7 separate regions of the Mus musculus genome follow, and regions 1, 2, 4, 5, 6 and 7 are each linked to region 3. Evidence: chromatin loops called from intact Hi-C (ENCODE). Cell type or tissue: left cerebral cortex. All regions are shown on one strand. Each heading gives the region's core, and the rest is flanking DNA. Links, peaks and the distances in the headings are about the cores only. Region 1 has its middle 150 kb from the start of Gria2. Region 2 has its middle 190 kb from the start of Gm36569. Region 3 has its middle 260 kb from the start of Gria2. Region 4 has its middle 360 kb from the start of Gm36569. Region 5 holds the start of LOC115489837 (a small nucleolar RNA gene). Region 6 has its middle 2.6 kb from the start of Gria2. Region 7 has its middle 320 kb from the start of Gm36569.

Region 1 (4,599 bases), core at 342-4,341, 110 kb before region 3:
AGAATTACAGAGAGAGAGAGAGAGAGAGAGAGAGAGAGAGAGAGTCTACATGTAAGTTATTCTATTCCCAAACCCTGAAAAGACTTTACTTACTACACCATCACATTTAGAGTTTAACTCCAAAGTTCCATCTGAATATATGGTTAAGAATCACTGTGATTCATCTTGAAGCAAATTTCCCTTCAGCTCTGTGCCTATAAAGTCAAATGGCTGACAGGACTTCAAAATAAAGTGGTAGGACATGGATAGGCAAGTCATACAGCATAAAAACGAAGAAGAGGCAAATATTCTATGTCATTTAAAAGAACCCATCATGCAGACAGAGCTAAATCTTTCACTCCTTGTGCCACCATGGGACACTATGTGTGAGGTATGGAATGAGAGACCAGAATCTGGAACCCTCCACTTGCAAGGCTTTAGGGAGTCCAGACACTTAACTGTATGCTTTGGGTGGGACCAACCTGGGTCCATCAGAGCAGCAGCTATAGTATCCAACTGCTGTTGCCTTTGAATGCAGTGGACAGAGCCAGTCTCAGTCATGAACACCGAGGCTCGGGAACATCTCAGGTCATTTTCCTAAAACTTTTCTCCTCTTCCCCGAGCCTGTTCTCTCAAGACATTCTGAGCTAGTGATAGATCTGGTGATGTCCTGCCCACTTTGGAAGACCTTTAGTTTGTGTTTTGGTCACTTTCCCATTGCCTTAACGAACAGCACCCATCTTCCTTCTATCCATATTAATCACTGTACCAAATTGTTATTGGCCCATGCTCTTGATTCTGACTGCTACATGGCTTTTGCACAGCTTGTCTGAGAAGTTTCTAAATCTTAATCTTAATCTTATTTACCTGTGTACATATTAGTCTATATTGTGTTACTATAAGAAAATGCTTTAAACTGTATAATTTATAAAGAACAGAAGTGTGTTACTTACAAGTTCAGAGGCTAAGATCTATAAACCAAACTTTCAATGTTTGCTATCTCTTCTTGCCTTCTTTCATTATAGAATGCAGGAGAGTAAACCAGGAAAAGCTACGCACATCAAATCCATTGTAGGGGCTATTTGTGTCTGTTCATGAGATTGGAATTTTCATGTTCCAATGGCCCCTCAAACACCCCACTTCCTAGTTTTGTTTTATTAATGACATCTGAATTTTTGAAAGGACATACACAAACCTTAACACTGAGTAATTTTTTACTAAAACAAATATAAAATGAGTTCCTGCCCATTTGTAGATGCTATCATTATTGCTCTGCTGCTTCCTTCTAATTTATATTAACTTTTGTTCTGGTAGTTCATACCACATCACCACCATTCGGTACAAGAAACTTTCTCTTTGAATGTTGAGTAGACTGTACATTTCTTACTTTGGTTATATACTTGTTTGGATTTAATTTTGTCTTTAAAACCTAGGTGGCTGAGACGTCTGCAATCCCCCTCTACTAGATACTTTTGTGTATCTGTAATTGAATATCTGAAAGAAGTCATTTAATTGGGAAAGCTTTCTCCTGGCTTGTGGTTTTAGAGGAATTCCTCTTTGGTACCTTGGCACTACCACTTGAGAAAGAAATGATTTTAACAGGTGTGTGCCAGTGCAGGCTCTGATCTCATAGGAGCACAAAGCAGAAAAAATTGTAAATGAAAACCAAGAGCATCCTCCTATAGCTTTCCGATCAGCTTCATCCACCTAGACTCTAGGCTTCCAAATCCATCTAGACCCTCTGGCTTCCAAATGGCTCACACGAATACAATTGACTTATGAACACACAAAGATGGTCATTAATGCATTAATTCAGAGCCCATATGATCTGTTTCTGAAATGCCCTCACAGATATACCTGCAGGCGTGCTACACTATTCTAAGTGTTTCTTAATCCAGTTGTGTTAACAAACAAATTTAATCATTATAAATTAAATTATCATCTATCCCGTGTTCATGTTACACTGGGATATAGAGTTGCCAATAGGTTTTGAACTAAGTATCTCCTTTCTTACCTCCATTTGATTCTAATCTTATTTTGCATATTTATTTGTATGTTTAGAAATATTGAATGCATGCTATAATTGCCCAATAAAGCAATCAGTGTATAGAAAAGAAATAAAAAGAGAGATCGGAAACCTTTTCATGTCACACCAAACTCAAATCAAAGCCAAACAAAAAACTTAATATTAAAAAGTAAAGCAAAAGAAGAAAGCATAGGATTCATTTAAGACCTCTGCCCCAGGGAAGAGGTTAAACAGAAGGTACCAGGTAATTTAGGTAGTTAAATGGTTGTTCCTGGCCTCAGAAATGGCTCACTTGGTTTCTGCAGGACCAAAAGGTCATTTTAATATATCTTTACTATCAAACAAAGCACATTTTACTAGGTGGTTGAGAAAGACAAAGCACCACAAAGCACAGTGCATAGCAGGGAGCCATTTTAGAACTGCTCAAGTCAATAATGCTCTCAGCTCGGCAGAACATTTCTAAGTCGAGTGGGATTTGAAATCCACGCCTTCGGAACACATTCATCTTCTAGGTTTCCCACTCAAATGCCAGTACACAATGGAATATCCTAACATAACTTGGCAGGAAAAACAAACTACAGCTTTCCTCCTCACAGGATTTCCAAAGAATCATGTGGAGCTGAAACTGCACGACCTCTATTATAGGAAACAAAGCCACAGGGCTTAGGCATGGTACCATGACCTGCAAATGAAAAGAAAAGAAAACAACTGGTGATTATCAGTCAAGTACCTGGGAAGTATGCCCTGCATTCCTTCTCTTCTCAGGCACAAGCAGAGAAAACGCACAGCAGCAAATCCGAAGGAAAACCAAAATCAAGCGGCACTCATCTTTTATAAACCAGTCTTATTTTCATAGAGATAGACACTTCACAAATCATCTTTACATTAGTCTCCATAGCATAACTGAGCAAGTTTGAAGTTGATGTTAAAGTTCATGATGCATGTTCAGTGGGAGAAAGCATAAAATGACTTTTAATATTTGAATGATAAGTTCCTCAATAACTGACATTCCTGTCAATCATTCCTCAGTTTAGGTGTAAATCGGTGTTCTGCCCTTTCTCCACACAAACTTCAGAATAGGAAACAAGGTTCAAATAACTTAAAGTGACTATTCCCTTGTCCTATAATATTTCCTTCTAAGTTCTTTTCTATACCTACATGCTATCAGTTTTATGTTTCTACGTTACCAGCTCTACATTTTGATCACTGAGTTTAGATATCTAATGGGAACAGAAGGCCCATCATTTTGACCAAGCATGGTCTATGAAGGTGTAGCATCAGTTCATCCCTGGACCTTTTTCGGATAAGCATCCATGTTTGAGCAGGCTTCCAGATGCTTGTGTGTACAGGAAAGTTTGCGAAGCATTGCTCTATACAAATGACCTAGAAGTGCAAGGTAGGAAACCAGGCCTTGGAGTTACGGAGCAAGCTTCAAGATGCATCAGTGTCTTTATTTTACACACATAAGAAACATCATTATGAAATACTTCTCATCTGTCTTTGAACATATATTTACTTAAAGTGAACATTACTGATTTAATTCAATTATAACCCATTATACTTTTGAAAACTATAAACAGCATTTATCTATACATTGAAAATGTTTTGATGTCCTGTGCACTATCATCTCGCCAGCAAGAACACATGCGGACAACTGGATCCTTCTGCAGCAATGCTTTATTATGCTAGCTTCAGCATGAAGAGGAAGACCCAGAGCCCAGAAATGGTGCTGCTTATATAGGCCTAGGAGTGACGTGTCCATACCTGATTGGTTATGCTACCAGTACCTCATTAATATGCATCGGGCCAGGCAGTGACTTGGTAAAAAAACTCTTAAGCACATGAGCACATTGGTTGTTTACCCATAATCATGGGCGTCGGCTTAAAGAAACCAGCGCCATCTTGTAATGGCGTTTGCGGCTTCCCACATTTTGACTATCAATGTATCAATATAGTGGTTTTATCATTTGATCTTAATGTTCTCTCCAGAGCTCATGTCCTGAAGGTTTAGTCTCTGGTTTATGGCAGTTTTGAAAAGTGAGAGAAAGCTCAGGAGTGAATCCCTATGGAGGTCATGATGACTGTGGTTTATGATGTAGAAACTGGTTTTATGACCTTGGCTTTTTCTTCTGACTCTCTGTGCCTCTTGGCCAACAGGAAGTAAGTGGTACTTCCCATGATGGTTTCATTGCAATGCGGTTCTCCCTCACCACAGAGTCAAAGGCAATGGGCAAGCATCCATTGACTAAAACCTTTGAAACTATGAGATAACATATTATTTTTTCTTTTTAAGCTGTTAGCTCAGGGGTCTTGTCACAACATCACAGAGTTAACATGATTTTTTTTAAACATGTGGTTTTCTTCTTTCTATAATGGTGCTTGATTTTAAACAGATATAAATATTACCTTAGTGCACTACTGAAAAACAAGATTTTCATTTGCATGTTGTCTGTGGAGTTATTAATATACTCTATTTTATACTGTAAGCAACTAAAAAAGTGCCCTATTTTTAAATTATGTGGACCATACATATTAAAAATCAGGGGATAAAGTAAGCAATGTCAGCTTCTGTCACTATCCAGAATGCTGGGATA
Region 2 (4,599 bases), core at 288-4,287, 470 kb after region 3:
TCAATATAGGACTGCTATATGACCCAGCTATCTCACTTTGGAGCATCTCTTCAAAGGAAATGAAACCAGAGTAAGGAAAGGTGCATACATGTCATAACCTGGATGTAGAACCAGCCAGGTGAATGGATAGAGAATATGTTGTAGATATACAGTGGGGTATTATGTATCTGTACTCCATTGTCTGCATCTTCCTGTGGAACCAGAAAACATGTCAAGTGAAATAACAAGCATGTTTTATCCATAGAAATAATAACAGAAGTAATGATAGTAAAATTAATATCTTACTAGTAGCCTCTCAAATAAATTTAAACAATAACTCCTCAATTTTGGCTGTGTTAATTTATTGGGAATCTCTCACAAAACACAATCTTTGAATTTTTTTGTTGTTGTTTTATTTTGTTTTTTGTCTTTTGAGATAGAGTTTCACTAGGTAGCCCTGTCTGTCCTGGAACTCACTGTGTAGACACAGGCAGATCTTGAACTCACAGAGTTCCATATGCCCCTACCTTCTTAGCTGGGATGAAGAACCTTTACTACCATGCTGAGACAGTTGTATGAAGAAAGAAAGAAGACTGGTAAATCCTAATTGGCTCAGCTTTGGTTCTATGATGACTGTAGTCAACATTTGGCCATTTTAATCTAGGGGTAGTACACACAAGCTATGTGACAAATTTTTAAATTCATAAAATTTAGATTCACTTTTTAAAGAAATTGACATTTACAAATTATCCATGTTCTGTGCTTAAGTTGATTTTATCTGCATGTAAACGTGATGAAAGATATATTTCTCATTCTTTGTTTATTTACTTTTTTCATACCTAGTGTTAGTGTATTCCAAATTCTTTTGGGAGAAAAGTCTCCAGAGTAACTAACTACCCACCTGACACTTGGTTTAAATAGTTGTGTTTTACTGAACAGCTTTGACATTCTACCATTCTTCTTTTAGGGAATGGGTTATTTTATGAATTTAAAACAAACCTGGTAGCCTTGAAGAAGCGTCTTCCCCAGCTCTAAATTCCCTGGTCGCAGGAAAAGAGCATCGTTGTTCTTTCCCGACAAAGTCATGCTGCCACGCTTCTCAGCTAATGAGGAAATGATAGTGGAAGAGCTGTCTGTAGACAGGATAACTCGGGAACTGTTTTTCCTCTCAGACATTTCCTCTACTAAACAAGAGACAGCTGTTACATCACACTGAAGACTGGAAGTGAGGCCTGGAAATGATGGCTTATGTGTCTTTAAAAGTGGCCTGAGAGCAGTCTGAATGCTACGATAACCAAGACCTATGTTTACACACAGCAATGGCTTAGCTTTGCCCAAAAATTCAATCCCTGACTGAAACACATAAAGAACAGAGAAACTGTTTGCAGACAACTGAAACCGAGGCCTACATTTTACAAACATTGCGCTTCTGGGAATGTTTTCATATTGTTTACTTGCAAGGAAGAAAAACCTCAAAGCTAAATGTAGATATCACTGGAAAATAATAAAAAGCACTTCTGAAATTTTCATGAGTCAATAAAAAAACATAATTCCATTTAGAAAAAAATCAATTGACAGATATGTTTCAGAGGGTACAGCTACTATTTAAAGCAAGAGCCACCTATAGTCAAATTCCTTTCTAAAAGGACTTTCTCTCAGTCTTGAAACATTCACCAAAAACATTCCAGACACATTTTATCTCTGGTCCCCAACAGTGTCTTAATTTTTAAGTAATGATTGAATAAAACACACACGCAGTTTTTAGATACTGAAGATGGGAGCAAGCTATTTCCACTGAACAGTGGAGCCTTTTTAGCTCGTCTCTTGTTAAGCCCTAACAAGACGCCATCTTTACAATTCTCTCAAAAGCATGTTGTACTAAAAGCTGCATATCTTGATTCTAAATCTAAATTCAGAGACATCCGTTTCTGAATTTTTAAGATGCCATGCGACGTATATCAAAGCAGTCATTAAAATAGGTTATAACCTTAAAAAGAGGAGGGGGTCATTGTGACGTACTTCATCTTGTTTTATGTGGATTTAAATGAAATCACTTAAAAACAATGAGTTGCTATTGTCGACGCCCTCCCTGTAGAGGAAAATGTTAGGTCTTTAAATTACTTGTCTAGGGAAAAAAGAAAAAGGAAAAAAAACATTGTTTCAGTTGGCTGCGTCGGACGGAGACTTGGGAGAAAAAAAAAAATCCTCTGTAAAAACCAGAAGCAGAAGAAATAGACAGCAACGTCAAAATCTCAAACTGTAGCTGCAGCCAGCTATTTATACTTCCCAGACAGTTCTTGGAAAGATCTATTGTTAAGATTGAGCATTTCCGGGAAGAAGAGGGGGAAAATCCTTAGGTGAGCAACAAATGGTAGTCTTTCAGTCCCTGCCTTTCAGGTGCTGGGAAACATTCACTTTAAGTCTTGTCAGGGTACAGAAAAATGATCCTTCCTCTCTTCCTCTTGCTCTCGTGCTTGAATCTGAAAAGAAACTTGTCTTACACCCAACTGCACTCCCTTCGTTCCTAATTTCCTCCATGCCTTCCCTCTTCCCTTTCTCATTTTCAGCCCCAGGTTTCTTTTTAGAGGGGGAAGAACTTGCTAAAGATGGCGTTCTACCCAGTGCTGCCCTGCCCTCTAGTGGCGCAGAGCCTGTACTCCGTACTCTCTGTTTTTTTGTTTTTTTGTTTTTTTTTTCCCCTCTCACTAACCTCTCTGCCGTTCTTCAGCTTTTTAGCCTTCTTCTATTCCTTACACATCCCTTTAGCTTTTTCTCGTTTCTGTTATCCTCTCTCTCCTTCAGCATCCAACCTAAAGCTGTCTGTAAAAGAAGGACTTGCAAAATGTGTATACTTAAAATTCGAAATGATTCGAAAAGAAAAACTTGGTAACTAAATTCTCTCCTCAGATTTAATCGGCATGCTAAATCCACAAGCTAAATTGGACCAAGTCAGAGACTGATGTACTTGGTAAACCTTAGAGAATATTAGTCTCTCTCTAAGAAACTCCTATGCAAATTGACTATCTCCATAAAGTTGGAGCCACTTTGACTTAGCACCATGCAGGACTGGGATCTTACCTATTCAGGAGGCTGAGACAGGAGGGTCAAAAGTTCAAATACAACTGTGAGACAGAATGGAGGAGTGGGAGGGGGTGCGAGAGAGAGAGAGAGAGACAGAGGAGAGGAGAGACAGAGACAGAGACAGAGACAGAGACAGAGACAGAGACAGGCTGGACTTGGGACTCAGAGGCAGAGAACATACCTAGTATCCCCTTTCACCCCAGCACTAATAAGGGAATAAAACAGTTTCGATATGACTTCCAGCAACACCCAAAAGGCACGGCCAGTTGATTAGCAGCTGTCAAGTTTCTACTTAATCCCTTATTAGCAAATTTGATGGTGACTCCTTGTTCCCCTTTGGACACTGAAGGCCAAATTCCATAATGAAGAGAATATTAACAGACTGTCATGAGGCATGGTCATGTAACTTAATTACTGCTCTGAGTTTAAATATTATTTACCAAAACACCACACTGCTCTAAGTAAAGGACCACAAAACTAACATTTTGATAGTATTTGTGTCATTGGTACCTTATTAAAAGCACTGCCATTTCCAGCTCAGTGCGTCAATATGCTCTTAAAAGCAATATAGATCTCCACCTTCAGGCTTTTATTTTCAGCAGATAATAGAAAGAATGGGGGTGGGCAGCCATAAGCTATAAGAAGTTGTAAAGGTTACCTTCATTTCATAGTTGCACTGATCTAAACTCAGTGGACTTAACATTAAAAGGAGAACAAGGACCTTTTCACATTCAGAACTATGCTACCTGCTCCCAGAAACTTAGTCCCCCAGATATGTGAGCATTTCAGAAAGTTTCTTGCAACACAAGATAGACAGGAGTGATGGCACAGACCAGTGATCCTAGCTACTCAGGAGGCCAAGGCAGGCAGATCACAAGTTCAAGATCTGCTTCCTGCAGAGACAATTGAATTGAAGGCCAGCAATTTAGAGAGAGCCTATCTCAAAAGGTAAAAAGAGCAACAACCAAAAAATGAAACTAAAACAAAAGGAAAACCCAATCTAAAATGTCACCTTTTCATTACTTTTCTATTGGTGGCACAAGAGATGCCATGGCCAAGACAACTTATAGAAGAATTTATTTGGGGTTATAGTTTCAGAGGGTGAGTCCATGACCATTATGGCACTGCAGCCGTCAGGCTGGCATGGCTGCAGTTAAAGCAGTAGCTGAGACCTTGCATCTTGGTCCACAAATGCAAGGCAGAGAGGGCTAACTGGGAATGGCATGGGATTTTAAAATGCAAAGCTCACCCTCAAATGCACACCTCCTCCAACAAGGCTATACCTCCTAATCCTTCCCAAACAGTCCCATCATTTGGGGGTCACGTATTCAAACATATGAGTTGAGCCTATGGGAGGCATTCCCATGCAAACCACCACTTAGAACGCATTCTTGTTCAGAGTCCTCATCAACACCAGCATCGTGGCCTCTTTATTCATGAGATGCTGCTACACATTAGCAACTATGAAATGCTTTATTGGAAGCCATCTTCTTTCAGAGCCTGAAACCACAGCCATCATTGGTAACCTCCTTGGTCTCT
Region 3 (4,599 bases), core at 449-4,448:
TCACTTACTATAACTCTTCCTCACATTATAAGAATGGTTTATTAAACATTTAAGAACCCAGAGATATCATGTAGGTTATAGAGCCATCAATTTCAGATCACCCATTTCACATCCAAAGAAACTGTTTGTAATAGAGGTAAAATACATACACTTCTGAGTATTTCTGAGAAGAAAAGAGGCAAAAGAAAATGGATAGCAGAACCCCACTGTTCTTTGCCTGCACATTTTCTGCATGGCTGTGAGAAGAAAATTTAAAAATAATTAGAAAGTCACATCTTGGGGTTTAAGCAAGATTTTTGACAAAGTTTTTGAGGATAGCAATAATAAACACAGTGGAAAAAAAGAGGAATGTCATGAATTGTGAGCTTTTTTAGACAATCACCTGGACCCAAAGGCCAGGCTGAGCCTGACGTAAGAGTGAAGAGGTATAGTGGGCATTCCATCTGCCCATTTTGACTTCACAGCTCCTGTTTTAGTCTTCAATTTGATTAGCTCAACTATTTTATAATGCTTGCTTATTTGTTTTAACAGAACCAAGCAAATATAATTCTCTGTGGTCCTTTGATATGTATATGTCATACTTGCTGTTCTGCCTATATATTCCCTTGAAGTTGGCTAATGGCTCCTCCTATATTTACCATTAGCAGAATTATGAATCTTTGATTTCAGTAGCTTTATAGTTTGTTAAACATTCACAAACATGTATAATTATTGAATTATAATGACTTGTATTCCACTAGCAGATATTCCTACTTACGTGTCCCAGCTAGTTCTTAAAACCCACCCACAATCCCTAGATACTGAAGCTCTGCCTATCTCAAGAAATTCATTTTGTACAAAAATAAATGTGTAAATCAGAAAAAATAATATTTAAGTAGTGTAGTTTATTTGTAATTAGTACATTAGTTGTTCAAATGTTCTGAAAACATCAAAATGTCAAGTTCTCACCTAGTAAATGTCATACCCTTACCTGCTTCTGAGGTTCAAATTTCATGTGAGGATTTCATAAGTAATAGGACATCCTTATCATAAGGATTTAGAATTTATTTTGAGAAACTTAAACTAATAACCATGATAGTATTATTTAACAACCTAGAATGGATCCGATTTTAGCTAGAATGCACTTACTCTATAGTTCAAATATGATATATGATGGGCACCATGGTATTACAGATAAAAATAACTTAGCATGTATTTTAAAACAAATCCTTGAAGATAGGTCGATGGACTTCCATTTCTATTGGGAAAACAAGCAAGAAGACACATTTTTCAAAAAAGCATTCTAGCTAACCACAGCATTAGGAATAACCTCTGAAGAACAGCTTGTAAAGAAAGCAGATAATGTGTGAGATTTGAAAATCACTTGATTAAGCAGCTGATTAACCAAAAAGCATTTGCCCGACTTCACAGGGAACTTCCTTGTTGTGGTTTTCCAGTAAGCAGTTTCAAATGATCATAGGAAGTACATAACTTCAGTTCTATTGGTCAAATGTGATCATCCAGGTAAACCAGTTGCCTGCCCCTGGAAGCCACAAAACAGGCACTGTAGGACTTCCTGGTGAGTTTGTTGGTGTGTTCACACTGCAGGATTACAGCCAGATCCCATGGCCATTATATCCTTTCTTTTGCTTAATTTGAAGTTTTCTTTTAGCAAATCAATGGAATGGATTTTGTAGCAATATTCCTTGCCACCCCTGCCACAGCATTTTAAAAGATGGAATATTTAATGGATGATGCTATAGAACATCTGGTGACTGACACAGAACAGCAGCACTATCCTGTGACACATGTATCTCTGGTGCTGGGAAGGGTTGATATACTTGCAAATTGTATTTGATTTGGGCTCAAAGATGATACATTACACAGGTGGTATAATTATACAGTGTAGAGTACAGAGATAATTCTTTTAGTGTTTGAAAGGTTGCTCTATAAAAAAATTACATAGCTTTGCCAGGAAGTTGTATCTTTCTTTAGCAGTACATGAAAAATGTGGGAGGTGAAAATTCTCAAAGTGATTCATTTCTCTGGCAGCAGAAAAAAATATGGCTACACTCTGTCCTTTTGGAAGTGATTATTCTACCTGTATTTTTCTCTATATGTTTTAAATTAAACTATTTTGTAGCTACATTTTCACTGTCTTACCACAAGGCACTGATCTATTAAAGTAGAACCTATACTTGTATAAACACTTTGAAAAGTTGCCATGGACAGTTGGGAGATGCTAATTTGAAAACACTGTAATCTATAAAGGCATCAACAAACTTGGCCCATATCATCATGTACAAAAGCTTACAGACATTTTCTTCTTTAAGATTTATTTATTTATATGAGTACACTACACTGAACTTGTCTTCAGATGCACCAGAAGAGAGCATCAGATCCCATTACAGACAGTTTTGAGCCAACATGTTGTTGCTGGGAATTGAACTCAGGACCTCTAGAAGAGCAGTGAGTGCTCTTAACTGCTGAGCCATCTCTCCAGCCCCAGACATTTTCTATAACCTCATCTGATTGAGACACTCTTAAAGACCAACTCTCAGATAATGCAGTTAATTTCAGTGTACCTCCCTTGCACTGGATACTATCAATGCAGAGGGGGGAAAGAAATACAAGCAGGAAGAAAAGGAAAAAATAGACAAGTTAGTGAAAGAGAAAGAAAAAAAAATTGACATAAATCTCTCAGAAAGTAGAGCATACAAAGAAATAAAAGAAAGAAAAAAAGGATACAAATTAGTATCTCTGATTAAAAATTAGCATACACACCTACTGTGTTTTAGAACTGCTCACATGTTAAAGGGCTCTTCCATGAACGTTGAAATATATGTAGAATCCTCCAAAGACCTGTACCTAAATGACTAGAGGAAGTCAAAATCTTCATATTACCCATGTATCCTTGGACTTAAATTCTGGTTCATCAGTGGCATTGTTTCATGAAGGAAGGAAAGGTGACTGAGTAAAAAGGAGCAAGGAAGACCAGTAAGATCAATAGGTAGTGATGGCCGAGACCCAGGTACATAGTGATTGCTCATGAATAAACAATTGTTGGTATGTATGAACAGATATCTGTAAGAAGTATCAGGAGGACCTGTATGCTTACCAGGGGAAGAGTGTGATAATGCTCCTCCTATTCTTTACCCAAGTGAAATAAGATTGACTGTATCTTGATTCAGTTCCATTTACTGTACTGTTACTCACATCCTCCTCATCTGTGCACCAGCAGGATTTCATACAGTGGATTACACTTTCCTTTCAATGGATAATGAGTCAATGGATAACGCCATGAGAGGCTCTGAAATATAGTGTATGTTGTTCTGTATTCTTACCTTTTCATATCATAATGTTGGCTGTCATATGGAAGGAAACAGAATTAGGATATCTCCATTCATTCTGTTTTGGTAAATGGTGAGGCGAAGTAGGATAGGAAAGATGAAGTGAAAAACAACTTGGTGAAGAACATGAACTAAACAGAGAGATTGGCTTTTTGTTTGTTTTGGAGAGTGGGAGTTTGAGAATATCTTTGCTATGTAGCCTAGGCTAACCTCAAATTGGCAATCCCCTTGCCTCAGCTTCCCAAGTGTTGGAATTATAGGCTTTGGAATGTACAGATAGCTAGAAGTTAACTTTGTTTGTATATTTGTAATTTTGAATACTATTTAGATATCTAGAAAAAATTTAAAAGTTGGTAGCTTCACTTTTAGGTTCAGTACTAAATGTAGGTCTAGTTTGATTTTTCAGAAGTAGATGATCAATAAAACCATAGGACATAAGTGACAGAGCACGGGATGAATTTCTCTGTGGGAGCTATTAAGACCATGTCTTGGCTTCATCTGACATATAAAAATTTAAGACGTAAGGAAGAGTGGAAAGACCAAGCAAACTGAAATAGGAGAAGGTCAATAAAGGACAGAGGCAAAGGTACTCTGGAAGATGTATGAGGAAAACAGTCAGGAAACTGAATGTAATCCATTGTATGAAATCCTGCTGGTGCACAGATAAGGAGGAAGTGAGCAACAGTACAGTAAACAGAACCGAATCAAGAGATTGAAAGTCGTATTTCACTTGGGTAAAGAATAGAAGGAGCCTGTAAACAAACAAACAACAACAAAACCCAGATGTTGTCACAAGACATTTGCTGCAAAGCAAGCAATGAATTAGGCAATGAGCGAAAAAGAATTCCATGGAAATAGGAGTATATTCAGGGCAGTGATACAATGTACTTGAATAGTGATGGAAATTAGCTAATTAAACATAGACAATTTGGAGGAGAGTATTAACAGAATAGACAAATATGCTCAAATGGAGTGAAGCTGCCTAGGACCCTTTGGAATAAGAATTCCTGTATTTAAATTCGGGCTAATCAGCAGGGTGTGGGGATTTTTTTTTTTCCTTTTTAGTCTGCAGCCAAGGCAGATGGATGGTTGTATGGAGACACTGCAGCTAGACTTGTTTGCCTGCTGGTCTATTGATTCTAGACTTGAAAACAAAATGATGGATCCAGTGAGAAAAACCTGAATACAAACTAGAGTTCCCAAGAGTTCTAAAATATTGTTTTTATTTATGACTGGTATTTATTGTATTTTAAATGCTTGTTTATTGTAA
Region 4 (4,599 bases), core at 450-4,449, 300 kb after region 3:
TACACAGCCCCAACAACAACAAGCAGAGGGCTGCAGGCCCCAGATGGAGTCAAAGATACTAAAAGATAAGACAGGAGCACGGACAAATGTGATAATTTATTCATGTTAAAAGAACTTCTTTAAACTGCAGCAGTGTAAGGAGTTGGCCCCTATTGAAGTGAGGGCAGGAATTCCAGCAGAGTAGACATGCCTCCTTGAACTGGCTGTCCATGAGACAAACATGCAAATAGAAATTCAGGGATGATTTCTGTAAGCCAGGCCTAAAGCAAAATGTTTACTTCTCTGGGAGGCTTTACCCTTTAGTCTAAGATCTACAATTAATCAAATGAGGGGTGTGTGTGTGTGTCTGTGTGTGTCTCTGTGTGTGTGTGTGTGTCTGTGTGTGTCTGTGTGTGTCTGTGTGTGCCTTTGTGTCTGTGTGTGTATGTCTGTGTGTCTGTCTGTGTCTGTCTGTGTGTGTGTCTGTGAAAGAGGAAGGGAGAGAGAGAGAAAGAGAGAGAGAGAGAGTGAGAGAGAGAGAGAGAGAGAGAGAGAGGTTGCATGCATACACACCCACTGATGATAACATTTTGTTTTAAATCAAATAATTATCACTTCTACAAATGCTTATCACCACAAAGCCACCTACATAAGTTAATGTAAAAGTTTAATAATCACAGATGAAATTCCTCACATAATGGTACAAAATTTTATAAAAATTTGTATCAACACCTCAGCAAAGTTTTTTGTTTGTTTGTTTGTTTGATTAATTTTTTTTAGGAATTTTTCTTTGTTTTTTGTTTGATTAATTTTTTTAGGAATTTACAAGACTATCAAAAACATTTTTATAGAAAAGGACATTGAATATAAACATAATCTGAATTCCAAATAATTTTGAAAAGAAAAAAAGATGAACTTTAATGGCAACATCTCAGTGTGTTCTCGGGTCTGTTCCTGGGTATCCCTTTGGATGGCTGATTTATATAGCTCATCAATTTACAAAGAAAATTATGCCCCAGTCTCCATTACGGCAATCAGATCGCTTATATTATAATTAGATTTGTATTTAATGATGCTAACGAAAGCTCAGCGCAAAAGCACCACACACAGGTCATGGAAACAGAATCCCAGACTCTTCAACTCTAATGATGCCAACCCCTAAATACAATTTAATAAGTGTCCAATTACTTAGCATTAGAATCCACAGCATAGACTTCCTATCCAACAGGAAGAGGAATTTGGAGTTGACAAGCCTGTAAAACGTTAGCCACGTCTTGGCACCAGGATGTGGATTTCAAAGGGTGCTTCTTACCCATCTGCACAGGCTTCTCTGGAACATAATGAAAACACGGTGCTTTTAAATGAAAGACAATGAGTCACTCTCCAGTGGGATAAAAATAGAAGGAAACCGACAAACATCATCTGCAATAAAATTAGCTCAGCAGTAGGCAGTGGGGAAAAAAGTATTAATTTTCATTAAAGAAAAGTAATATGAACCGAAGTGGGAATCGCTTTAGGGATCCAAAATAGTGAGCTTCGGCAACACAAGGAGAGAGCACATCTAATGAAATAAGAATTATCCCAGGCTAATTTTCCTACCATCTAATCAAAATGAATGCCTTTTAGAAAATATGACTGATTAATCATGAATCAATTCTAAAGTGCAGGTAGCTCTTGGTGTTAATTAAAGAGAAATTGCACCTTATGAAAACCATGCAGAGCCTCTTGGAGTGGGATGTGTAGGCTTTAATACACCATAAATCTCTAGAAAAAAATAGAAATTACAATTACACATAGAATTATGAATTAAAAATCATAATTATATAAAAATCTATGTTATAGAAAACATTTTCCCTAAATGCAAACAAATGTTCCATGGTAATAACAAATTTTCTTGATCTATCAATCTCTATCTGCTAGGTAGAGATTGTATTGCTATTGTTGATTGCCACAGTTGACAATATTGTAGCTTATTCCCTGGAAGTTTAACAAAGATCATCAACAACAAACAAAACAATCTATTATGTTTTTAGGAACATTTAAAATCAATAAACCAAATTGCCCGCTTCGGTGTGGACCCTGGCAATAAGAGACATTTAGTGTTTCATTATGTGTCACACATCTCTGTGCTGACGAGTGCAGCCAAAGTGTTGAGAGGAGCAAAGCTTAAGCCATGCAGGTTCTCACGCTTGGGAAAGGAGACAAAAGAGAAGTGCAAATGGAAAATTATCACCCCACAAAAGACTAACATCCAAGTGTGGAAACCCAGAAGAGTCTTGATAAGCTACACCAGCAGATCCGAATGCAGTTTCATTTTGTTTGTTTGTTCCTGGAGAAAAGAGAGAGAGAGAGAGAGAGAGAGAGAGAGAATGAGAATTAGAAAGGAGCATTAATGTGGAGAAGAGATGCAGTCCAAGCAGGTGGGGCTTGAGCATACAAAAACATGGCAAGCAAGAAAGCCAGTGGGAGTCACATTAAGAACAGCTCAGGTAGGATTGCCTAGGCTACCATTGCAGTGGTGAGAAAAGACAGTCCTCTTAAACAAGAGCTGATAGAATCTCCTAACAAATATAAGACACTGCATTCCCCGCCCCCCACTGAAATACACAAGAAATACCACTTATCTGATGAAAATAAGAAGAGAGAATGTGATGAAATCTATCAGGAAAAGAATTCCAAGAAGTGGTAGGGTGGCATTAAATTAAACTAAATTTGGCCTGAGCTGACTCCAGACCTTTTGAGTTTCTGTTTTACAAACTGCAACCTAAGTGAGTATGTAAGTAAACTGCAGCCTGACACAGAATTGGTGTGTGTGTGTGTGTGTGTGTGTGTGTGTGTGTCATTGTGTGTGTCTGTGTGTGTGCATGTGTGCGTTTCAAATATGTGATAGTGTACACTCACATGTGTGTATGTAGTGTTGAGGCCAGAGGGCAAATTTAGGTGTCACTTTTCATGCACTGCCTACCTTGGTTTTTGACACAGGGGCACTCATTGGACCGAAGCTGGCCAACAAGGCTAAGCTAGCTGGCCAGAGAACTGGATACATCTGTCTTGGCTTCCCCAGCACTGAGTTACAAGCACACACTGCCACAAGTGACTTTTTTATATGTTTTCCCATGCTGGAACTCAGATTCTTAAGCACTCAATATCAACCCTTTACTGACTAAACTCAGTCTCAAGCACAAGAATATATTCTTATGAGTAGCTAAGTCTCAGCCAATAGCAGCCCGCCTTTCACATCACACTACCCAATCATAGCCTGCCCTGCCTTCATTAACAGACCACCCACACAAGGCTAATCACCTCTCCATATCATGTCTAAATTTTTCTTCAGAAACTGAAAACTGAACTCAGTAACAGCTTGTGATATCTATAACAGACCATACTCTATAGATAGTGGAAAAATGAAAACACAAAAATCACTGTATGTGTGTCTGTCTTTCTTCACCTATTTGTCTATACTTTAGTCCTTTCATCTCTAGGCCACTCATTCTTTATGCCAAACAAGTAGATCATATAGAGGAATAGTGTGTGGGCTTCCCTTCTGACTCCATATATTCTTGAAAGAGTAAGGTATTTCAAGGCTGCAAACAATATGGAAGGAGAGAGTGTAAAATAATTTGACCTCAAAATAAATACATTCTCTCTCTCTCTCTCTCTCTCTCTCTCTCTCTCTCTCTCTCTCTCTCTCTCTCATATTCAGATAGCCTTGGTCCTTCTAGCTCTTTATGTTGGATATTCTAAGGGTTGATTTTTCATTTAAAATCTATACTGTGCCAATGAATACAGATAATATAGAAGTTCTGTGAGGTTTTTATTATAGTTAATAATGTGCAATGAATGTTTAAAATCCTGAAATTGCTCACATCCAAGCAACTGATAATGGAGAGGCTTCTAGGCTTCAGAGGAAGTAGTTTGTGGCTATGAGTACCACCTCTTTGATCATTCTTGTTAGGATGGGCTTTTATTTATGAGCTGTCATTATCTTGTGGTTGTTAGTGACATGACTAAATGAACTCTTAACACTGTGAGTGAAGACAGAGGTGTATCCTGTCTCATTCCGAAAATCTCCTGCCGCAGATTTGTCACCTAGGCTTCACCCATTTCACAGCCTCAGTTCTATCAATTATCTGTCACTTAGCCATGTTTTCCTTTTCTACTCTTTATTTGAGTTTTTCAAGGACATTTTAATAATTTTCTTTTTGTTTCAACTGTATCTTATGTCTCTCCTCAAACTCTAATCTCTCATATTCAGTCCTGGGTTCATCATTTTATCATTTGGGAATCTGTTTTGGGTTCATTTTACCTGATTTCTCATAGGGCATGGGGTAATCTTGGCCATTCAGTTCGTACTGGTTGACTAAGGGCAAACTATCAGCTACAAAGGGAACCTAATTTACAAAATAGCGAGTATTGTTTGCAGTATTTTATTGACTAGCTGAAGTTCACTTAAAGAGTAGATTTTTAACTGATCAAACCACAAAATAAAACAGATCTAAGTAATGAGTAACTGTGCTCAGTGACTTGATAATCACCATAAAATATATGAATGTGAAACTCTGTTGTGAAATATAAGTTTAACTTTTTAGTCTCTAAAATGGACTTCCTTTGTCAGGACTG
Region 5 (4,599 bases), core at 190-4,189, 180 kb after region 3:
CCCCAATCTTCTGGCATTCTAGCTAGACTCCACCCCTACAGTTACCTGACTTTAGCCAGGTATGCTCCTCCCCACAGTTACCTGGCACCAGCAAGATAGTCCAACCCACTATAAGAGGGGCTGCTTGGCCCCTCCTCACTCTCTTTAACCTTTCTTACTCTCTAGCCCTCCTCTCTCTCTCTTCTCCCCTCTCTCCATGTAGCCATGGCTGGCCTCTCCCTCTCTCTTTCTACCTTCTCTCCTTTCTCACTGCCTTTCTACAATAAAACTCTAAAACCATAGACTATCTCTCATTATCAAAGCCTGCAGTGCTTAAAGGATGGGATGGGCTTTCTCCTAATGAGCCACGTCTAACCTCCTGCCAGAAGGCCATCCTGTGCTTCAGCCACTGGCCTGACCAAGGACTCTGGCCTGTGTGGGAACCATCCAGCGCCCCCTCTCCCCCTGCCCTCTCTTCCTTTCCTTCCAGGGGCCAAGTGCCACCCCGGAGCCCCTATTCTGTTCTCAGCTCCTCTGCCATATCCAGTGTGGGATGCTGGAGGCTGAAAACCTGGTACCTGGGGCTGCCTTTTGTCCACCACCTGCTGTGGGGTCAGTGGTCTAACACAGCCAGATGCCCACCCAGGGCCTTGTGGAAAGTGTGCGTAGTCCTCCCGTGTCTGCCCATCCAGAGCACTGGAACTCTGGAGGGAAGCGGGTTCTCTCCCACTCCCCTCTTTCCCCCACACCAATGACCCCACAGTTGGCTATGGTTTTTATAACATGGCTTCCTAACTGGATCTGAATGAGGATGATGCCAATAGTCATGCTAACACAGAAGGTGAATATCTCACAGGGCCCAAACCCTTGGTAGAGAACTACAGGCAACTAAGAACTACACAGTAGGGAAAAATAATCTTACCCAAAGAAGAACACAACAATTGGTTACCCAAATCCAGTGCTTAGCCCTGAAATCACATACTTAATCAGATAACATTGTGCAGACTCAAGAGAATACATGTATATATTAAGAACAAGGAAAAGGGTGAAATCACATGATTGTATTTTAATAAAAAGTAAAAGGAGTTGAGCCTAGTGTTTAATTTTTAATTACTCAGAGCATTCATTTAATGAATACTTTGGGAACCTGTTCTATTGAGCTTCTTTTCTTCCAGGCCCTAGGGATGTGGATTTACTCCACTCCACGATTCTGCCATGATGTGCTGTCAGAAAACCACTTGATCATGAACATGTTATGCCATAAGTCAAAATAAATCTTTGCTCTCTTTTTGCATGTTAATTTTTTAAATTGTTTTATTTATTTACATTCAAAATATGGCCCCAATTCCCAGTCCTGCCTCCAAGAGTTCTTCACACACACCCCTTTGCCTCTGAGAAGGTACTCAACCCCCATATCTTTTCATAGCAACAGAAAGCCTTCTAACACAAACATTAAGCCAAGTCATATCAATATGTGTCTAAAAATATAAAGTAGTTATAAAATCAAACTTGACATGTATAGTTTTGTCTTGGTTCTTGTTGATGTTAGATGCCATTTCTCTTCCTGAGCAATCATTTAATTATATAATGAAATGAGCAAATGATTTCGGAAAACATTTAATACAAACTGCTTTATCAACCTCAAATACGAACACAGAGGGTGAAAAGATGGAACATAGAGAGAAGGGAAGTGTGGCTAAGAGTAAACTTCTCAGAGCCTGAGATAGAAGGACAACCAAATTCACCAGGTAAGGATGCTGAGCACAGGCTCTTTTCTGATGGAAACAAACTGCCAACCCATCCCTTCCCACGCACCTCATTGAATTTTCATTACCTCAGTTCTTTTTCCTACGATGCCTTTTAGAGCTGTGAGTGCACACTTGTTCTATTTAAAACTCCAGGTATTCGGAATTATCTTTCAGATATCTTCCTGACATTTGAAAGTTGAAAGCCTTACCCTCCAAAGAACAAAGGAAGACATAATGAGTCCTGTATGTCTTCTTTGACATCTATTTGTCTGTGTCCTGTCATTTTTCCTACTGCCATTTGTCCTATATTCAACTTTTCCAAGTCAGGATTGCAGAAATCCTCAAATTTACTTTAATTCCTCACTTCTCAAATTATCTCTCTATATTTACTCTGGGTTTGGCTGCCTGTCAGAACTAACATAGATGTGGTTCCTAGTCATAGCTCTTTAGGGAGAGCAAATTTCTAAACATATTAAATACCTTACCTTTTCTTGGCTTCCTTTAAGTTCAAGCAAATATTGAGCTAATTATTGAGCACAGATGCTGAACTGACAACCAGACAGATGCACAAAGAAATTGTTAATTCTATCATTGAACCTCTCTGCACTCTGATGGCTGCCAGTGTGCTGGGGCCAACAATGAATTGTTCCAACACATTGTTCATTTCTCTTTTTAAAATTAATTATTTTAAATTAGAATACAAAGCATACAATGCAATTTGTGTCACTTTCCTGCATATATGTATCATTGTACTTGGTTTCTATTTGTCTCCCTCAACACTGTCCTTCCTATCTTTCCATCTCCCATATTGATGGTCCCCTTCCAAGCTTTAGCTTCTTCTTTTTGGCTTTCATGTTAAATTATTCTACTGTCCCCTGTTATCTACCACCCCAACCTCTCTTTTTATGTCATCCTCCTCTCTCATTTCTTGTTTCAAGTTTTAAGTCTTAAACATACACGACACACTCACACACGCATATATATATATATATATATATATATATATATATATATATATATATATATATATATATTTAAAACTGTTCAGCATATAAGAATGGGTATGTTATTTTGTCTTTGTCTTTCTAAGTTCACCTTGCTTCACTTAACATTAAGGTCTCTATCTGCAACTGCCGATTTTAATTCATTTCTCTAATGGTAAAACTGGAATTCAAGCAGGGTAGTATGGTTTTCCATTTCAGTAGAATCAAGACCCAAGTCACATCTGTCTACAAGCCTTCAGGAAAGAATGGAAGTAAAGCTCCTTAACCTTAACAGTCAAGGAAGAACACTCACACATTTCTATAGCAATTAAAGAACAGAGAGGTTAAAACTAACTGCATGTATTTTGAAATATTTAATGTTAATTTCCAGTGCTTAAAACTACTAATATACATGAGAAAAAATTGAGGATATAAGAATGACTAGTGCCCCTCCCACACACACACTCTGGCAATGGGCAAATGACATTTTGTCATTGGTGGTGATTTTATATTAGTCAGGGACAGAGCAGATGGCAGTCCTTTGTTCATCCTAGCTTGATGCCTGGCTTGGTGGCCCAAGCTGTTTTATGCCTAAGACACATCAAATCAAATCAAATTCAAGTAGCACAGTGTGGGAGGAGGAAGACAGAGACCATGCAGACCACCATGCCACCCACAATGACACAGTCAGGACATCAACACCCATGTGCCACCACACCCTGAAGCAGCACTGTTGGAGAATGTCACCCAGGATGTGCCAGCCTCATGGCCACTCTGCAGCAGGAGCAACCACAATATGCCAGTATGTGGTAGACAGATGGAAAATAAGAGAAATTAGACAGCTTGAGTATTATGAAGAAAGATGGAACTGGAGACTCAAGAGTAGAGAGGAGTAGCCTGCTATGAGTGGCCAACCCTGCCACCTGGGCCATGGTGAGATCCCAGCCTAAGTTGCTACTGAGGGCCATGTCTAGGTCTGTGGCTATACAGTAGTAGGGGTCATTTTTTATGTCTGTGGCTCATATTACCACTATAAAATATGGGGATGTCCCTGATCAGGGCAGCTGCCAGGGAGGGATCACTCTTAGGCTTCAAGGATTTCCTAGGACTTTGGAACATCGGTGGATGCTTACCTATGTCAGAATTCAATTTTAAAGGCACTTATAATAAAACAATACTGAAAGAGACCATGTGGATCCATACACCAGACTAACGCGGGGATAGGGTGTGAATATACAGGTTATGAGAATGCCAAGGTTCCAGGAGGTTGAGTTTCCTTGAAACTCTTTGCCTTGTGAGTGCTTCCAGGACTCTCGGCCTGTCAAACAGACTTCACTGGAGTGGACGTAGCAAAACTATACACAGAAGCATCAAATAATAATAACCAATACTTATGCTGTAAATTCGTTACATAAGTGTTAGCCTTCATATAGTGTACAAACCTTGGCATTTGCTTAACAATGATGATTATGTAATATATCTAAAGTACAGAATATACTTCTTGGCATATTGAAAAGAAATCATCACTTCCAAAACTACAAGGATAAAAACTACCAATTTAGACTACTCCCATGCTAATGGTAAATTTCCTATTTCTGAAAGAGTCCAGAAAGTTTACAAAAGATGTGTCTTCCTTTATCAGATGTACTATACAATAGGTTTTTGGTTTGGTTGGTTGGTTGGTTGGTTTTGTCTTGTCTTGTCTTGTTTTATTTTTGAGTCTTGCTTAGAGATGTGCTATGGAAGCAAGGAAAGTGGGCTCTCAGTAAGTTAGAAAGCTGGACTCCTAACTTGAGCAATTTTTCTAGAATATCTCAGTCTCTTTGACTATTCCATTTGAGGCTTGCTAGGGTAATCTCCACTCAGCAATTTTATATTCTAATGTCTGT
Region 6 (4,599 bases), core at 323-4,322, 260 kb before region 3:
TTCTGCATGCTCCCACCTAAACACTGCTTCCAAAATAGCCTGAAAAGCAAGTTTTAGAACATTTAGCTCCATGTGATCTAGAAAACGTCCCTTTCTCCTGTAAGATAAAGCAAAAAATATGTATATTTTATACACATATAATATATATTTATATACTGTATACAATTTAAGCTATAGTCCTGTTTGTTTCTGCCACCAATCTTTGCCTTGTGTTCACTCTCCTAGAAACACTGAACTACTTGTAAGTCTCAGCATGTGCCCATGATTTGCTGATGTCACTGGCTTTCTATGAATTGCCTTCCTAGGCAAAATGCTAGCCTTTTCTTAGCTAAACCCTGCTTGACTCAGTCCAGGTGTGAGCCTTTGATGACATGTTTCTCCCTTTGAAATCCAAGATAAAGTTGGCATTAGAGATATTTGCCTGCTATTCTACTTTGCTTTCTGTTGCTGTAATAAACAAAATCCACTTGGAGAGGAAAGGGCTTATTTCAGTTTATAGGTTATGATCCATCATTGAAGAAAGCCATGAGAGGATTTCAAGGCAGGTGCTTGAAGTAAAAAATGGCAGAGAAACATGACTCACTGGGTTTGTTTGCTGGCTTCTCAGCAACCTTTCTGAGCCCACCAGCCCAGATACTGCAGTGCTCACAGTGTCCTTGTACCTCCTCTATCAATCAACAATTAAGGAAATGCTCCCATATACATACCCAGAGATTAGTCTAATGAAGGTAACTGCTTGATTGACGTTCCTTCTTCCTGTGTGTGTTACCTTCAAACCCAAGATAGTCCATCACAATGACCATCCTTAACTTTCACTGATAATTTGCACAAAATCTGAATTTGTCATTTTCTCATCACATTTTTTGTTGTTGTTGTTTTGTTTTGATTTGGTTTTTTGTTTTGTTTTGTTTTGTTTTTCAAGACAGGGTTTCTCTGTGTAGCTCTGGCTGTCCTGGAACTCACTCTGGAGAGCAGGCTGGCCTCGAACTCAGAAATCTGCCTGCCTCTGCCTCCCAAGTGCTGGGATTAAAGGCATGCGCCACCACTGTCCAGCTTCATTATATCATCTTAATCTCGTAATTTATAGCACCAGGCATAATAGATAAATACCGTAGTCACTTGCTATCTATAGATGCTATAATTGAATTTGATGTTATTAAATCCTTCAAACATAAAGTGGATACTGTTTTTCTATTTTAGGATTCTATACTTTAAATATCATATGTATATACAGACATACACCTACATATATCTATACATACACATTTATAATGCTTATGATTAGTAGTTTTAGATATGTGTCCTTGGGCTTTGAATTTGACATGCTGAGTCAATAATTTAAAATTCTGAAAAACAACAGTATGAACAATATTGTCTCAATCTTAATGTTTAGCTATATTTTTCTTAATTGAGAATCTCAAAATCCATTTCTCTTTATATATTTAGATCTTTACAACTCTTCTTTTTTTTTTTTTTCTGGTGTCTTAGAAAATAGGGTCTCATGATTAGAACACTGGAACGTTGTTCTGTTTCTTTGGCCATCTCCCATCTTTTGATGGGTTTCAATAAAGCCTTTCGGGGTTATGATGACTTCTGCTTTGTCAGACTTTATCAGTACAAACTGTAACAACTGAGTGAATAGTACAGTTTTGACTAGATATGCTTCCAGAAGTTTGTTTCAAGTCTGTTCAAAATTACCTCCACTCCATTCTCCATGCCTGACAAAATTTCTCTATGATAAGTATTTTAATTATAAAATATGAATATAAAATAATTGAAGATTTGACAAACACTTAAATTTGTTAGTTTGTGAAAGTTTACTTTAAAAATTAAAAGAAATTATAATTGAAATAAAGGTGGACTAAGAATGAGAAAATATATATCTAACTGTTATCATCCTACAAATTATATTTCAATATAAATATATTTCAATAAAAACAACAGCAGCAACCAACCACTGAAACAATCAATGAGAAAGATAATATTGATTTTTACTTTTTGTGAATTTTCTTGTATCTGAAAGGCTGCTTAAGAGCTACAGAGTTTCCAGGAGTGAACAGCAGAGGGCAGAAAACAGCAACTAGGTCCTTAGAACCTATTGTTCTATTCAATTTCTTTGTAATATTCAAAATTGATTTTGTTATTGATAAATTTAAGTATTCAAGAAACACGAAGCTTTGTGGCTTTAATGGGTGATCTTTATGCTTATAAAAAAACAAACATCAGTATTTTTCTATTTACTGTATAACCATTTACTCCATTCAGTTTAAAGTCATTATACTTAGACAGCATTCTGTGGTGAAAAGAATATCTACTACTTAATGTAGTGCATTGAAAAGCTTCATGGAAGATCATATTAATGTAATTATGTTAGTTTTAGTAGGAAATGTTTCTAGCTGTGTGAATGTCAGATGTTTACCTAAGTTTTGAACATAGATTTGCTACTAGAGTAGCAATCACATTTCAAAAATGCCTGATAAAATGTTATAGACTATGTACAATTACAATTTACCAGCAGAATGTAATGTTTGATAAGGTTGTTTATATTCCATGGGGATAAAGCACTATGATTCAGCAAGTTCATGTTCTTTAAGGATGAAATCCAGTCAATTTTGAGTTCATGACTGCCCTTGAATTTCAAATAGGTTAAAATGAAAGCTGCTTTCGAAGAGTCCCTTTATTTTAAATTTTAATTTGCTTGCCAGACACATTAATAGTATCATACATTTTTTCCATAATCAAGCTCCTGTCCCTTTATCATCAACTATCATCCCAGAGCACTTTGGATGAGACCGAAGATGCTCTGGTGGCAGACATTGAACAGCAAGTATAAGAAGCATGTTACTGAGACATTTTCCTTGCTGTATCTGTTGACCTGGTTCTATTAGAAGTTCATAAACTTCAAACCACTCTTGTGCTGGGTGTCAGAAGTAGAGGTGAAAATGTGTGTAATTTGTTTGATTATTCTTTATGTAACAAGTTGGGGTATTTATAATTCTTGTTTTACCTATAATTGTATTCTTATTGATTTTCTACAAGGCTTTGTATGTTCCTATTTAGAGGACCTGTTTAAATGAATGTGAAATTTTTGATTCACAGGTGAGATGAATTATTGGTTATAAAAAGAAGGTATTTTCACCCAGAATATGTCAGCTTATAACTTTAGTATATTATACATATGTTATGCATTCTTGCCTTAGGAACAAACACCCCCCTCCCACACACACACGCACACACACACACACACACACACACACACACACACACACACAAACACAGACAGAGGGGGAAACAGGGGAGGAGAAAGAGAGTGAGTAACAGAGGGGGTGGAGAATGACTTAAAATCACAAGCTTACAATATTTGGAAGTCACGGGTATTACTTTGCTTTTTTGCTTTTCTTCATTCCTTCTCATTTTCATGAGAAACATGTATTTTAAAATTTGTTTTAATAAATAGGGACTTTTAGACCCAGTGACTAAGGCAAAGTATGATTTATGATGGTTAAAAACCATGTGTGATATTAAAGTCACATTTTCTCCATAAGGTTTAACTATGGTGTGCTTTCATGCACTTTGGGCCATCAGCCAGTTTTCCCTTTGATGCTGTCAGCTTCAATCTCCTGGCTCCTGGCAACAGATCTCTGAAATGAGACCTCTTTCATTTCTCTGTTTAAAACAAAACACATACAATTTGGTAAAGAATTTCTGAGGCTGCAGAGAGACTTGCCACGCAGGTATATAGAGATGGCTTGGCATGAAGTGGAGTTTTGAACATAGATTTCACAGGCATATACAATCATCGCTATGCTTTACCAAGCCCCTTCTCACAAACTTTAATTTTTAATGTATTCGTTACAATCCAGATACCCAAGCAGGCTCGGTGTAATGAGGTAACCTACTTCCTTGAGGCAGTGATTATTTTTGAAACTTAAGGCCATAATGTAATGGGGTATCTGGTTTGTAACTAAGAGTGATACATCCATTCTAGACTACTACCCCCCCCCCCCCCCCCGCAGAAACCTACGGTTCTTTCAATCTCTATACAAAACGGACATCTAAGAGCCAAGTCTACATGACTCTACAGCAGGGGGGAGTCTGCACTGTAGTACAAGAGCAATCCACAGGCAATGTGGCTTGAACAATCGAACCACTATCCAAAGGGGCATACTCTAAAGATGGATTCCTACACGAAGTCTTTCAAAGGTTTGATCGAGTTACCCGGGTCTTGGCATCCTTTTATAGTTAAGGATAGAATTTTGGGTTTCCCTGAGATTATGCTTGCATTATAGGAAGCTAAAGTTCACGATTTTGGGAGTTGTCCCTTCAGGGAGTATTTTGTTTGCTTTTTATCTGGGTCAGCTGAGGCAGAAGGCAGTGTGTGGATACTGCTAAGTGGATTTTGAGACAATCAAATCATATTCGTTGTGCTCAATGTAAAACAGGGCCCTACGGAAGAAAGCTTCGCCGCCAACAGCAATTAGCAGTTCGGCTTCCTAGGCATAGCAACCGGAAATCAGTTTTGCAGCATTTGGATCTGGCTGGAACATCTCTGCAGCTACAGTAAACCCTGCAACCTCAGCCCATAGCAGGGACCAAAGC
Region 7 (4,599 bases), core at 341-4,340, 340 kb after region 3:
TCAATTTTACTTAATACATGAGATGATCTTGATGATGAGAGTCGAAATTTATAGAATGCTTGCTATATATTAGATGACATTTTAAAATTGGGAGTATTTTTGTTTATTTCTTTAATAATTTTATTTTTCTTGAAAACTTCATATATGAGCATTGGTTCTACACCATTCCTTCTCTCTCTCCCTCTCAACTACTAATTCCTCCTATGATCCCTCTCCCAAATTTATGATCTCTTCTTTAATGATTATTATTGCATGTATATACATGTGTATATTTGTGCACATATATTTGCACACACACACATACACACACACACACACACACACATACACACATACACACACACACACACACACACACACACACACACACACCACACACACACACACATATATATATATATAGCCTACTGAATCCATCTAGGTTATTCATATATACATGTGTCTAGAGCTGACCACTTGGAATTGGACAACCTAAGTGGTAGCTCTTCTCCAGAAGAGACTGAGACTTTCTCACAGCAGGCACTGACCAACTGTAGTTCTTCATCTATGGGCAGGGAGATGCTGAATTTCCCTTCTTCTGGGTCCTGTTCAGGCAGCCATATTGTTATGAGTTCATAGACACAGCTTCTGTATCCTATATAGAAGACAATATCTTATATCATATATTCTGATACTTTGGTTCTTAACAATCTTTCCACCCCTTTTTTAATATTTTCCATGAGCATCAGATACAAAAGTTGCAAAATGTTTTTATTGCATACACACATCAAATTCTCATAATATTTATTTTAATTAGAGAGCATTGGTGTTGCCATTCAACAGAAAAGATGCCCCAAGCACAAAATGATAATCTACCCAAAATCTCAACCAAGTAATCTACCCAGGAAGAACTCTTGACTGCTTTCTTATGAACAAATCATATTATATAAGACATTTTATTTGCTTATATTAATACTAAATCTTAACCATAATTTAAAATACAAATTATACTATCTGAAGTATTTCCAAAGAAGAGTATAAGTTTTATGCAGTAACTGACAATATAAGCTTGAATTGCACTTAACTAAAGGAAAATAAAATGTCTTTTCTCAATAATGACTTTATCATGGTAGTGTACCAACTCCTACAATTAGTTAATAGTTTAAATCTTATGGTCATTTCTGCAGATTTGAAAACCTTATCTGAAGATGGTGAAATTCCTGAGGATTTATTCTGAATAGAAGTCTAAGATATAAATGCAAATATAAAAATTGCAACTAACAGATCTGCAGTGATTTGACTCTAATTAGAATTGCAAAATATTTCATTTCAGGGGCTTAAGGCTTTTCTCATCAGAAGTCTTCAGCCTCCCGAGCTTGAAGCCATGCCTCCTACTCGTTTATATGTTGCAGATGAATCATGAGCTCATCTCGGTTCAGTCTCGTGGGCAAAAATTATGTAAGTGTTTCAATATCACAAAATGTTCGTTCCACTCCGTGTTATTGAAAAGCTTGGGTTGTGAAGCAGCAGCTTCTTTCCTCTTACTTTGGCTCCAGATCTATGCAGGTAAATTTTTAATAAGTAGTTTCAAAAAGGATAGTGATTGACCTGATAAAGCATACCAGGGTAAATATAAGGGCAGTAAATATCTTCTAAATGTGATATAAGAATTCCCTTTTATATTAGAAGCAGGGGTGAAAGCTACTGTCACCATGCTATTGGTGTTTCCCTGGAGACCCTGAACAATGAACTGGGGCAAGCAAGAGTGTTTAGCAGAAGGCTAGCAATTGTCCCTTCCCTATTAATGCTGAAAACACTTAATAGTTGATATTAAGACATTCTTAAGTAAAGAACACCACAAATAGTAATTTGCTTAAGTAGTAGTGTGAGTTACTTTGTTATCTAGTGCTTTTCCCAGGCCAGTTCCTGGGGACCCTGCCAACACAGATGTCACAATAGGTTCTGACTCTCCTGCCTTCTGCAAGGACAAAATTCTACAGCCTCTTTCCAAACCCAGCTTACCCTTTCATTAGTAACTGTTCACAGAACTTTTATCCTCTGACTTCCCTGAGGACTTTAGGGTTACATTCACGTAGATTCAGGCCCAGTTCACTGATGAAATATGTCTAGCTTAACTTTAATATTTCTTATTCAAGAAGGACCTGAAAGTTTCCTTGCTTGCTTTGCTTTTAAATAAAAAAGATCATATAACTTTTAGGGGATTAAGAATATGGAACTAGACCTCAGGAAGGAAGCAATATTATTATGTCAATCAAGATTGGCACTGACAATTTATTATATTTTATATTAGTAAGTATTGTATATTTGCCCAAATCAAAATCAGTTTTGAAGGTAAGACTATTCCAATGGCATGGATAGCAAGTATCTGGAGAAGAAAAAGAAAAAAAAAAAAAAGAAAAAATCCTACCAGACTAATGAAAGTGTTATGCAAATTAGTAAGTAACAGAGCTGAGATATGTGCACAGGTCTCACAAAAAGCATCGTGCTCAGCTCCCTGGAGCAAAACACCTCCTAAAATGTTTAAGACATTTTAGGAAGAAAAATTGTTCTGTTATGGAAAGTACAATTCACCTAATACACTTGGTTGTTTTAGTAATTCCGCACTAATTTTCTCTGAGTTGCCTCAGGACAATCACAGTATTAAATAGAAGTTTCATTATTTGGTGGGTATGAGGAATTATCCTTCTGTGATCCACAACCATCTTTATGTCCTAAATTGTATTCTTTTGCTTATCAACTTTCTCCAAGCTCTGTGCTATGTATCATCCCCAATTCACTTACTTCATTCCCATCTTTGTTTCTCCACTTTCTTTGGAGGTTAGCCTTCTGTCTTTTTACTTTTCTTCTCCATTCTATACCTTCCTCTTTTTCTCTCTTCTCCTTTCAAATGTTAGCAGTGGAAACACAACAAATGCACCATGTATTAGTTGTAGAGTCCCTGCCTCTTCATTAAAAAAAAAAAAAACAAGAATAACAACAACAAATCCTTTGTTCTCTCCTCTTTATCTCATTGAAAAGGTGTGCTTTCCATCATATGTAAACAGATAAAAATGTTAAATTAATTTTTTATTATTATACACTCCATATTTTATTCCCCCTCACACACGTCCACCCTCCTACTGCTCCACATCCCATACCTCTTCCCCACACCCCTCTCTCCACATGGATGTCCCCATCACCCACCCCACCTGACCTCTAAACTCCCTGGGGCCTCTAGTCTCTTGAGGATTAGGTGCATCATCTCTGAATGAACACAGACCCAACAGTCCTCTACTGTATGTATGTTGGGGCCCTCCTATCAGCTGGTGTATGCTGTCTGTTTGGTGGTCCAGTGTTTGAGAGATCTTGGTGGTCCAGATTAATTGAGACTGCTGGTCCTCCTACAGGATTGCCATCCTCCTCAGTTTCTTTCAGTCTTTCCCTAATTCAACCACAGGGGTCAGCTGCTTCTGTCCATTAGTTAGGTACAACTATGTTAATAGCAGCCTTATTTGTGATAATCAGAAGTTGGAAACAACCCAGAAGTCCCATGACAGAAGAATGGATACAGAAAATGTGGTTCTTTTGCACAATGGAATACTATTCAGCTATTAAGAACAAGGACAGCATGAGTTTTGCAGGCAAATGGGTGGATCTAGAAAATATCATCCTGAGTGAGGTAACTCAGATTCAAAAGGGCAAAAGGACATGCATGGTATGTACTCACTAATAAGTGGGTATTAACCAAAAAAGAAAAAAAAAGTACAGACTACCCAAGATACAGTCCACAGAACTCAAAAAGTTCAACAAGCTGAAGTGCCCAAGTGAGGACGCCTCAGTCCCACTTGAAAGAGGGAAGAAAACAATCATAAGAGGGGAGGGAGGGACAGAGCTGAGAGGAAAAGTGAACAGGGGTAGGAGGAAGTGGGGAGGAGAGGGAAACCTGATCTGGTATTGGGTGAAGGAAAAGGACTGAAGCCCTGAGGGCCAGCAGAAAGAATGGAAACAGGCAACCTCAAGAGGTAGGAGGTTGGGGGGACCCTCCAGAATCCACCAGAGTCCTGAGAGGTGAGAGACTCTCAGGACTCAAAAGGAAGGACCTTAGATAAAATGCCCAACACTAGGGAGAGGGAACTTATAGAGCCCACCTCCAGCAGGAAGACAGGACATCAAATGAGGGATGAGGTTGCTATCCCACAGTCACAACTCTGACCCATAATTGTTCCTGTCTGAAAGAATTACAGGGATGAAAATGGAGAGAAGCCTGAAGAAAAGAAGGTCCAGCGACAGGCCCAAAGAGGGATCCAGCTCAAGGGGAGATCTCAAGACCTTACACTATCTTTGAGGCTATGGAAAGCTCATCAAAAAGGACCTAGCATGACCGCACTCTAGAAGACTCAACAACCAACTGAAAGAGTCAGAGGCAGATACAATTTTTAAATGATGTATTTTTCCTATAAAAACCTCTTCCACATATGATACATGTTTAAAAATCACATGCAACAGCTTTAGAATAGACTCTGGCTATCTTCCTCACTCATAAATATTTATTTAGCCTCTGACAAGAAGGCTGTGAGCAGAACTTGCTTCACAGATGACATTAGTCCATGCTGTTGAGGA

Evidence for each region. Hi-C counts contacts between places; a loop is a spot of excess contacts. Peaks named below come from ENCODE experiments on the same cell type or tissue, not always from the same donor. Only the 100,000 strongest peaks of a DNase experiment are listed, where the experiment ranks them.
Region 1: it touches region 3 in a loop (2.5-fold over the local background); 4 of 42 quality-filtered maps call a loop at or near these places.
Region 2: a loop joins it to region 3, with 4 times the contacts of the local background. A loop is called at or near these places in 5 of 42 quality-filtered maps.
Region 4: a loop joins it to region 3, with 3 times the contacts of the local background. A loop is called at or near these places in 2 of 42 quality-filtered maps.
Region 5: it touches region 3 in a loop (2.2-fold over the local background); 2 of 42 quality-filtered maps call a loop at or near these places.
Region 6: it touches region 3 in a loop (2.9-fold over the local background); 2 of 42 quality-filtered maps call a loop at or near these places.
Region 7: a loop joins it to region 3, with 3 times the contacts of the local background. A loop is called at or near these places in 3 of 42 quality-filtered maps.

Annotation. Positions count from the first base shown.
Region 1 is chr3:80,650,313-80,654,911 of GRCm38, reverse strand. No RefSeq gene overlaps it. Among named protein-coding and RNA genes, the nearest start is that of Gria2, 150 kb to the left of the region's middle. In left cerebral cortex, for the core only: no CTCF peak of the experiment used is centred there; a DNase peak (open chromatin) is centred at 2,486; H3K27ac peaks cover 276 bases.
Region 2 is chr3:80,077,977-80,082,575 of GRCm38, reverse strand. No RefSeq gene overlaps it. Among named protein-coding and RNA genes, the nearest start is that of Gm36569, 190 kb to the right of the region's middle. In left cerebral cortex, for the core only: a CTCF peak has its summit at 2,609 (motif pointing left); DNase peaks (open chromatin) are centred at 1,271, 1,794 and 2,565; H3K4me3 peaks cover 718 bases; H3K27ac peaks cover 2,598 bases.
Region 3 is chr3:80,543,757-80,548,355 of GRCm38, reverse strand. No RefSeq gene overlaps it. Among named protein-coding and RNA genes, the nearest start is that of Gria2, 260 kb to the left of the region's middle. In left cerebral cortex, for the core only: CTCF peaks have their summits at 2,121 and 2,324; a DNase peak (open chromatin) is centred at 1,994; H3K27ac peaks cover 3,249 bases.
Region 4 is chr3:80,245,495-80,250,093 of GRCm38, reverse strand. No RefSeq gene overlaps it. Among named protein-coding and RNA genes, the nearest start is that of Gm36569, 360 kb to the right of the region's middle. In left cerebral cortex, for the core only: no CTCF peak of the experiment used is centred there; DNase peaks (open chromatin) are centred at 1,320 and 2,468; H3K27ac peaks cover 1,066 bases.
Region 5 is chr3:80,366,933-80,371,531 of GRCm38, reverse strand. It overlaps LOC115489837 (a small nucleolar RNA gene), which reads left to right and starts at 3,172; the gene lies at 3,172-3,314. In left cerebral cortex, for the core only: no CTCF peak of the experiment used is centred there; DNase peaks (open chromatin) are centred at 1,364, 1,809 and 2,102; H3K27ac peaks cover 1,256 bases.
Region 6 is chr3:80,803,007-80,807,605 of GRCm38, reverse strand. It overlaps a transcript of Gria2 not described here. Among named protein-coding and RNA genes, the nearest start is that of Gria2, 2.6 kb to the right of the region's middle. In left cerebral cortex, for the core only: a CTCF peak has its summit at 2,055 (motif pointing right); a DNase peak (open chromatin) is centred at 2,066; H3K4me3 peaks cover 205 bases; H3K27ac peaks cover 786 bases.
Region 7 is chr3:80,202,346-80,206,944 of GRCm38, reverse strand. No RefSeq gene overlaps it. Among named protein-coding and RNA genes, the nearest start is that of Gm36569, 320 kb to the right of the region's middle. In left cerebral cortex, for the core only: no CTCF peak of the experiment used is centred there; DNase peaks (open chromatin) are centred at 1,411 and 1,869; H3K27ac peaks cover 2,137 bases.